Linked DNA regions of Homo sapiens: region 2 is linked to region 1. A link is a loop called in an ENCODE intact Hi-C map of the cell type or tissue named here. Cell type or tissue: A673. All regions are shown on one strand. Each heading gives the region's core, and the rest is flanking DNA. Links, peaks and the distances in the headings are about the cores only. Region 1 has its middle 18 kb from the start of MIR1302-1. Region 2 overlaps RPH3A (rabphilin 3A).

What was found. Peaks named below come from ENCODE experiments on the same cell type or tissue, not always from the same donor. Only the 100,000 strongest peaks of a DNase experiment are listed, where the experiment ranks them.
Region 2: a loop joins it to region 1, with 13 times the contacts of the local background. A loop is called at or near these places in 1 of 110 quality-filtered maps.

Annotation. Positions count from the first base shown.
Region 1 is chr12:112,674,695-112,679,077 of GRCh38, forward strand. It overlaps a transcript of RPH3A not described here. Among named protein-coding and RNA genes, the nearest start is that of MIR1302-1, 18 kb to the right of the region's middle. In A673, for the core only: a CTCF peak has its summit at 2,459; DNase peaks (open chromatin) are centred at 2,087, 2,517 and 2,877; H3K27ac peaks cover 3,097 bases.
Region 2 is chr12:112,795,737-112,800,119 of GRCh38, forward strand. All of the region lies in intron 2 of RPH3A (rabphilin 3A), which reads left to right. Among named protein-coding and RNA genes, the nearest start is that of RPH3A, 6.2 kb to the left of the region's middle. In A673, for the core only: no CTCF peak of the experiment used is centred there; a DNase peak (open chromatin) is centred at 2,485; H3K4me3 peaks cover 854 bases; H3K27ac peaks cover 4,000 bases.

The sequences.
Region 1 (4,383 bases), core at 207-4,206:
TCCATCAAGATATCAGGATAAGAGTGTTTTCATCCCACATGCCTGTAGATCAGATATCCGAGTTTTTATTTCAGAAGCCCGTGCAACAGAGGCACAAAAGCAGCAGGATAATCCCTTATCTGATGGGCAATAGAAAGTTATAAGCAGGGGTTTATTTGGGGGAAAAAAATCCACATTCTCTCTCAGGGGCTTTACTCCCTTGGTTTATTTTAAACATCACAAGAGAAAGTCAGGACTGGCTTTTCAGTTTGTCACAGTAGCTGTAGACTAAAGGATTCTGACGATAAGGTCCCTGGGGCAGCTTCCAAACCTGTAAAACAGTAGCAATCTCTCCCCGCTCCAAACAGGCAGCCTTTGCAGAAGCATTTTAACCAAATCCCTCTTTCTTTCATCTCTGTCAAAGCTAAAACCAGGCAGGTTTCATGTGTCTAAAGTTTTATTATTTGATACAAGAACTTGCTGCTTCCCTGCTAAAGGAAAGAGTTTTTTTTGTTGTTGTTGTTTTGTATTTCTCTGATGACTTATCCCTAGCATTTTCTCAGGAGGCATCATGGTTTTTCTGATACTGAGAACACTCTTTCACATCTCTTGGAGGTTCACAAAGGACCAAAAATGCTAGAACAAGTGCTAGAGGCTGACTTGCCACTCTCGGAAGGTATTTGCGGTGACTGTAGACTTTACTCAGGTCCAGGAATCCAACATTAATGGAACCATTAACTGGGTACCAGCAACGGTGCTCTATTTGGCCAGACAACCATATAAATATAGAGATGATTCTCCTCATCTTGCAGGTGAGAAAACTGAGACATAAGAGGCTTAAATGACCTGCTCAAGGTCCTCCTTCTCGTAGAAGGCAAAGCCTGGGTTTAACACAAGTTGGTTTGATTCAAAAGCGCATTCTTTTATTTTTGCTTTGCTTTATTACTCCAAAGAGGGCAAAAGTTTGTTTGGGAAGGTTTTTTGAGGGATCCTTGACCCCTGGGAGGCCTTGCTTTATGACTCTGGTTGTATCTGAAGGGCTGAAATTTTGGTGCAGGTATATGTTGCTGTCTGTGCAAAATTGCATTCTTAAAAATTGGATATTTTCAGGGTCATATGAGCCAGTTCTGGTGGTTCTATCAGTGAGGGTCCTATCAGGAAAATAGAAATGACACTGAGTTTTTAAGACAGAGAGATGTAAATGCAGGAACTGTTTAAATAGGGGGTGATGATGAAATCAGAGATCCAGCCATGGCAGAAAGCTGTCACTCCCTGAGGCTTGTGGGACAGAGAAAGGAAGGTAGAGTTCAGGAGCTGAGATCTCCTGGTGGAAGCTGGAGCCTGGGCAGTCCTGCCTGGCAGGAGCTGGAGCCACAGAGGAGATGCAACTCCTGTGAGGAAATCTGTCTGCGGCCCAGACTGGGGAGAAATATCCTGGCTTCTCCCTTCCTTGTGCCCTCTGATCTCTACGTGGGCCTCCCGTTGGCAGAATGGACCTGAAGCCAGTTAGCAAAGGAGCCCAGGCAACACCGAGAGGAGGGAGGCAGGATGTCCTCTGAGGGTAGACAGGGGTCCCAGGCTGGGACAGATGTTAACAGGATGCATACCATGCATCAGATTTACTTTCCCACTGTCTTGCCTTACAATGTCACCCAGGCTGTGTGCTCATTTCTGAGGTTCCCTACCAGCCACCAACACTTGGGTGCAAGGGCTCTTGGCCGAATCTGCTCATCAAAGCTGCCTTGGGCTTTCTCACCAAGTCTCTTCTCTGCTTTTCTCCCCAGCAGGGTTAAACTCACAAAGAAAACTGCAATCTTGGTGTGACTTTACTTGATTTCAAAATTGGATTCTGGCCCCAGATAATAACTTTAGATGCCAATAAGAGAGCGACTAGGCCTTCCTTTAAAATGCCACTTCATTCCCTTTTGTCGGCTCCCAGGAGCTCTCTGGAGGAAACCTGAAGAGGTGGGAGGAAATTGTGCAGGGAAAGGGCCCTTTTGCTGAGAGTAGTAAATTATTCAGGTACTCTAATGGCTTGGAGAATGCCAGGCCCGTCTCCCTCTTAGAGCACACCGTAGGCAGTGCTAATGACAGCTGGAAAAATGCCTTGCTCTGTGCATATGCAGAGAGACATCCTGGCATTCCTGTGAGCTCTTCTTGGAGGCTGGGCTGGACAGAAAGAGAAGCAGCTGGAGATTAAATGACAATATTAGGGAGGAAGGTTGAGGAAGAATGAGGGGCAAGGTAGCTTTTCTGCCTTGCTAACGATAAACACACTCTGGCTAGCCTGTATTTTTTGGATTTCTCCTGTGTGAGGTTCTCCGGTTCAGGAATTACCGCTGGCTGCAGAGTGATGTTTTCTGTGTTGATTTTTGATAGAGCTTCTTTATGGATCTGTAAAAAGATAGTTCCTCTCTGGTGAAGAGCCCAAGAAGTTGAGCAACTGGAAAAAAAATTACACCCAGCAAAGGAACCCCATGGTTTTTGGAGGCTGACACATCAAAGCCCTCTTGTGGAACAGGCCTTGCTTACAAGTGCGGCAAACAGGACCCAGCTCTCATCAAGGGTAATGGTGAAAACAAAAATAAAACAAGTACCATGGGACCCAGTGTCAAGAGCTTGAGCTTTCGCAGCACATAGGTGTGGAGCCTGTCATTTTCCCTCCCTCCTTCCCTTCCTCCCTCCCTCCCTCCCTCCTTCCCTTCCTCCCTCCCTCCCTCCCTCCCTCCCTCCCTCCTTCCCTCCTTCCTTCCTTCCTTCCTTCCTTCCTTCCTTCCTTCCTTCCTTCCTTCCTTCCTTCCTTCCTTCCTTCCCTCTTTCTCTTTTTTAGAGTTAGGGTCTTGCTCTGTCTCCTGGCATCAAATGATCCACCCGCCTCAGCCTCCTAAAGTGCTGGGATTACAGTTGTGAGCCACCCCACCCTGCGAGCCTGTAATGTTCTACCTGGATGACCTCGAATAGGTTGTTTGACAACCTAAGCCTCAGTTTCCTCTTCTGTAAAATGGAAACAAAATGAATCCCCACCTCACAGAATCCTGGCTTAAAAAGTATATGATGCTTGCAAGGCACACAGCCCAGAGCTTGGCACACGGCAAAGCAGCTAGCCTCGGCAGCCATTATCCTTGTGATTAATTCAGCAAACTCTAGAATGAGTTTTTCTCTCCAGGTGACAAAGTCTGTACTTGAGTTTTTCTTAATCCAGAACCTAGAACCAGAGATTAGAAATACAAGGGCAGGCCAGGCGTGGTGGTGCATGCCTGTAATCCCAGCACTTTGGGAGGCCAAGGTGGGTGGATCACTTGAGGCCAGGAGTTCGAGACTAGCCTGGCCAACATGGTGAAACCCTGTCTCTACTATTAGTAAAAATACAAACATTAGCCAGGCATGGTGGTGCATGCCTGTAGTCCCAGCTACTCAGGAGGCTGAGGCAGGAGAATCACTTGAACCTGGAAGGCGGAGGTTGCAGTGAGCTGAGATTGCACCACTGCACTCCAGCCTGGGCAACAGAGCAAGACCCTGTCGAAAGAAAGCAGCCTGGGCAACAGAGCAAGACCCTGTCGAAAGAAAGAAAGAAAGAAAGAAAGAAAGAAAGAAAGAAAGAAAGAAAGAAAGAAAGAAAGAAAGAAAGAAAGAGAGAGAGAGAGAAAGAAAGAAAGAAGGAAGGAAGGAAGGAAGGAAGGAAAGGAAGGAAGGAAGGGAAAGAAAGAAAGAAGAAACAAACAAACACAAGGGCAGTTATGAGGACAAGAGGAAAGGATATCTGAAACTTGATCGGCCTTGAATATCTAGGGTCTTTGTTCAGTCTGTGTTTAAAAGCAGAGGTAACGAAACAAATGCAGTCATATTGACAACACCAAGAAAATCAATGCCACGGAGGGTTTTCTATCAGGAAAAACATTTATTTATTCCTGCTTGGACTCATCTCCTGTTAAAATCTATAATGGTCTGGAAGTAGCCAGTTGTTTTCACCTGTTTTGCAGAACAGGCTGGAAGTAGGGAAGAAACCTGACGCAGGATTTAACAGCCTTTCAACAAATAATATTGGGTGCTGACTCCATGTCAGGTGTGGCGCTCAGAGGAGATGGGGACGGGACACAGCATCGTCATAGCATTGTCATATGTCTTCCTATATAACTCACAGTCTACTGGGGAAGCAGACCAGAAAACTAAGAATTGCAATTCTGCGTGACAGATTAGATAGAGCCCTGGAGCCTGTGAGAAGGGGTCTGTGTTCCGGGTGCTCTAATATTTTTCTTCTGTTTTTCTTTGTCCTTTCTGTCTCTATCCTTGGGCTACAAGCCACTCCACTTCCATTTTTCTCTTTTTGCAAACATCAGAATGCCAACTTCATTTCCATGGACCAACCTGCCCCCCACTGCAGGCTGGAACACACTCGCCCTGTGT
Region 2 (4,383 bases), core at 299-4,298, 120 kb after region 1:
TTCTGATTGTGTCACTTCACCTCTCTGGACCTCAATTTTCCCATCTACAAAATGGGAATAAGAATGCAGTTGTGAGAATTTTAAGAGTTAATGATCACTTTATACTGAGTCTGGCAAGGAGTAAATATCCAACAAATGTTCGCAATCGGGGCGATGTTGGTGATGGTAACAGTGAAATCACCCCTGACCAAAACAAAAGTAGGGTGAGGTAGAGGAAGGTGAGTTCTTTGGGCTAGTTGTGTAGCTGTATGACTCACAAGAGGGAGGACAAAGCTTGGAGACAGGAGCTGCCAGCCCCTCTTGTTCCCCACTGCAGTTCCCCAGTTGCTGCAGGTCCCCATAACTCAGTTTCTTCATCTGTGAAATGGGCAAAATGACTCCCTCTCTGTTTGGCTTGTGAGGCTCTAAGCAACTAGCAGGGGAGTCATGAGCCTGGGGGGTAGGCCCCAGAGAAGAATTCTAGGAGGAGAAGCACTGGTGACCACTCAGTCTTTTGTTCCTTCAAGTCCCTGGGAGGTTTTTGCTGAATCATCCCAGGCTATAAGCTCTGAGCCGTGTATTTTCTCTAGGAAACCTGAGCCTTCCTTCCCTTCCCTGGGAAATGCCTATGGCACTTCTTTGTAGGAGTCCTCAGGTGCTACAGGGTGAGATCCTTAAGGGCCAAGGCTGTGATATCTTCATTTCTGGTGTCCGGGTCAGCACCCAGCAGGTGCTCAGCAATGACTTACTGAGTGAATGAATGAATGAAGCTCAACTGATTTACTAGCGAACATGTCAGTTTGGGGCCTGTGGTCCAGCCAGAGGCCTGCATACAGTAGGTGCTCAGTTAGTATTGATTATGATGAGTCAGTCGTTGGTGAAAGGTTTGAAAGGACTTGGCTCCTGCCTCAGATTTGCTACAGGCAAAGGACAGGCCTCTCTCTCTTCCTGCCATTGCTATTTATCATGCATTGCACATTTATTGACTACCTACAGTATGCCTGGCACCATGATGGGCATTGGGAATAAAATGGCAATAAAGACACAGTCCTGGCCCGGTGGGGTGGTTCATGCCTGTAATCCCAGCCCTTTGGGAGGCCAAGGTGGGTGGATTACTTGAGGTCAGGAGTTCAAGACCAGCCTGGTCAACATGGTAAATCCCAGTCTCTACTAAAAATACAAAAATTAGCTTGGTGTGGTGGTGTGTGCCTGCAACCCCAGCTATTTGGGTGGCTAAGGCAGGAGAATTACTTGAACCCGGGAGATAGAGGTTACAGTGAGTCGAGATCACACCACTGCACTCCAGCCTAGGGTAAGACTCTGTCTCAAAAAAAAAGACACGATCCTTTTTGGGACTTAGATAAAGTAAGTGGCTACCTACATAATGTGATCTTTGGTGGGGGGCTGTGGTACAAAGAGGGCTCCCCGAGTCACCCAAAGATATTCAGTTCACTGATACCTGAAATTTCCATCATTCAAGTTTCATTCTTTTTCTTAAGGCTCTGCTCTTGGTTAAAGAGCAGATGCTTTGGAGCGAGTTAATGCATCCAGCCTTATTAGTCATTCACACTTTAATGAGAAGCTATAAGAGCCTTTCCTAAAAGTGAAGCAGGCTTGGTTTCTTGGAGCAGGGGGAGGGGGCTGCATTACTAGGCTTGTAGGCAAAAGAGGGGCAAAGAACAGAGAAAGGTGGATGTTGCTGGATTTACATTCTGTTGGGGGGTAAAAAGCTCTTGATGCCCGGAGTCATCTGATTTCCTTTCTGCTACTGAATCCCACAGGAGTGTGACCTGGATTTAGCATGTCGCTCCCATTCCCTGCTAACCTCAGACAATTCCAAGGAGTCACTTTTTGCTAGGCAGGACCCCAGGACTCAGTTTCTCAGGTAGATTTGTGGCAAGGCCTTAATAATCAGCTGTCCAGCCAGGCTAGGTCTTTGGGATTTGCAGGCGGTGGCTTTGAGAGTGAATGAAAAAAAAAATTTTTTTTTTTTTGATAGGATCTTGCTCTGTCACCCAGGCTGGAGTGCAGTGGCGTGATGATCATAGCTCACTGCAGCCTTGAACTCCTGGGCTCAAGCGATCCTCTTGTCTCAGCCTGCCAAGTAGCTGGAAGTACAGACACGACCATGCTGGGCTAATTGTTTAATTTTTTGTGAAATGGAGATCTCTCTATGTTGCTCAGGCTGGTCTCAAACTCCTGGGCTCAAGCTATCCTCCTGCCTCGGCCTACCGAAGTGCTGGGATTCCAGCCGTGAGCCACTGCACCCAGCCAAAAGTGATTCTTCTTAGCCCAACTCTGCTCCCCATTTGGGCCAGGAAAAGAGGGAAGGCAGCAGTGCTGAGGGCCCAGGCTGCTGTATGCAATGTCACTGTGGTTTCCTCGAAGTAATTGTCTTGCTGTCATTGGTTTTAATGATATAACACACGCTTAAATCTCTTTGTAATGGAGCTCTGTCAGACTCTGGTTTAGTAATCCATCCAGTGAGCAAGATAACATGCCTCAGGAAGCTGGGTTTTTTACCACCCCCTGCAATTAATCAACAAGAGGAAACTCATCTGACAGCATCATAATGATGTTTGGTTCATGAAGGATTTATTTAGAGAGCGAGGGGGGGAAATATCTTCTCATCTCTCAATATAATCTGAGTGAGTTCATTCAGCTGCATTTTTCTTTCTTTTTCCTCTCTTTCTTTTCCTTTTCTTCCTTTTTAATGCACCTACACAATGACGAGTGGTGACTTGTGAATGGAAGCAGCTTTCAGCAGAGAACATATTATGTAAGCAGGTTTTGGTGCCAGCCATTGATGGCGGGGCGGCATTCTGGGGCTGCAGAGAAGAGAGATGGTTTCTCGAAGTTCGTTGGGAGGCTTTTCATGCAAGGTGCTGCCAAATGGCATCTGTGTGGTCCGCTCCATTGCACATCTTCCTCCCTGCCCCCTTTCCCCTTTCCGTCTCTGCCTTCCTGTGTTTTTCCTCTGTCACTGTGGTGCTAAGCCCCTAAGTCTCTGTCTTTATCTCTCCCCCTCTCTCTCCTTTTTCCCTGCCCCTGTCTCCTTACTTTTCCCACCCCTTAAATAATTCCCTGCTTTCTCCTTGCAGTCTCTCTTTTCTCCCCATCTTTCCCTCTCTCCCTTTCTCTCTCCTCTGCCCCTGGCCTCTCTTCCTTTCCTTTTCTCTCTCTCTCTCCGTCTTCCTCCTCTCCTAACTCCTCTGCCTTCCTCATCTCATCTTTAAGACACACAGAAATTACTTGTAAAGGGAATGCATTTGTGAATTCATGAGACTCCAGGTGATGAGGGCTCCAAGTAGGGTCACCAACCATTCAGCTTTGCTTGGAGCTGAAGGGGGTCCTGGGATATAGGACTTTGTGTTAAAACTGAGAGGCAGACCAGGGATGATGGCTCGCACTTGTAAATCCCTGCACTTTGGGAAGCCAGGGCAGGAAGATCGCTTGGAGCCAGGAGTTTGAGACCAGCCTGGGCAACATGTGAGACTCCTGTCTCTATAAAAAAGTTAAACAATTAGCTGGGCATGGTGGCACACACCTGTAGTCCCAGCTACTTGGGAGGCTGAGGCAGGAGGATCACTTGAGCCCAGGAGGCTGAGGCTACTGTGAGCTGTGGTTGTGCCACTGTACTACAGCCTCGGTGACAGGGTGAGACCCTGTGTCTAAAACAAAACAAAACAACAACAAAAAAGAATGGAAAGAGTACTGGGCAAACTGTGATGAGTTGGTCATCTTACCTCCAAGCCAAATGCTTGGAATTTTGTAGAATTTTCAAAAAGCCAAAGATTCAGCTTTCTGGGTGAGTTGCCTGCCTTTCTGCTCTGGTGGCACACAGTGGTTCTGAAGCCCTCCCAGGCTTGGCATTCTCTGCATGGCTCCGGCATGGACTATCTAGACACACAAAGGCCTTTCCCTCAGAGCTCAGAGGTCAGTCATGGGCAGGAGACTTACTCCCTTCACCTTCCCTAACCCCTGTCCCTGACAAGACTGATCACCCAGCTAGTTATTCGCTCATTGGTCACCCGGGGGATATAGGGTAGAGATTGCAGATGGTTCAATGCCCAAGCTTCTCAAACTTGAGCCTGCATCAGAACCCCTTGCAGGAGTTGTTAAAACACGGAGTTTGTGATTCAGTGGGACTAGGATGGAGCCTAAGAATTTGCACATCAAACGAGTTCCCAGGCAGTGTTGATGCTGCTGGCCCAGGGACCACACTGTGAGAACCCCTGCTCTAGACTCATTCCCCCATTCCCTCCTTTCCAGACAAGTCTTGTACACTGTTCTAGGCACTGCAGACTCAGCAGTGAGGGAGCCGGAGTTCCCTGCCCCCTGAAGCCGACAGCCCAGTGGGTGGCAAAACCAATAAACAAGTAAACACATAAACAAGAAAACTCC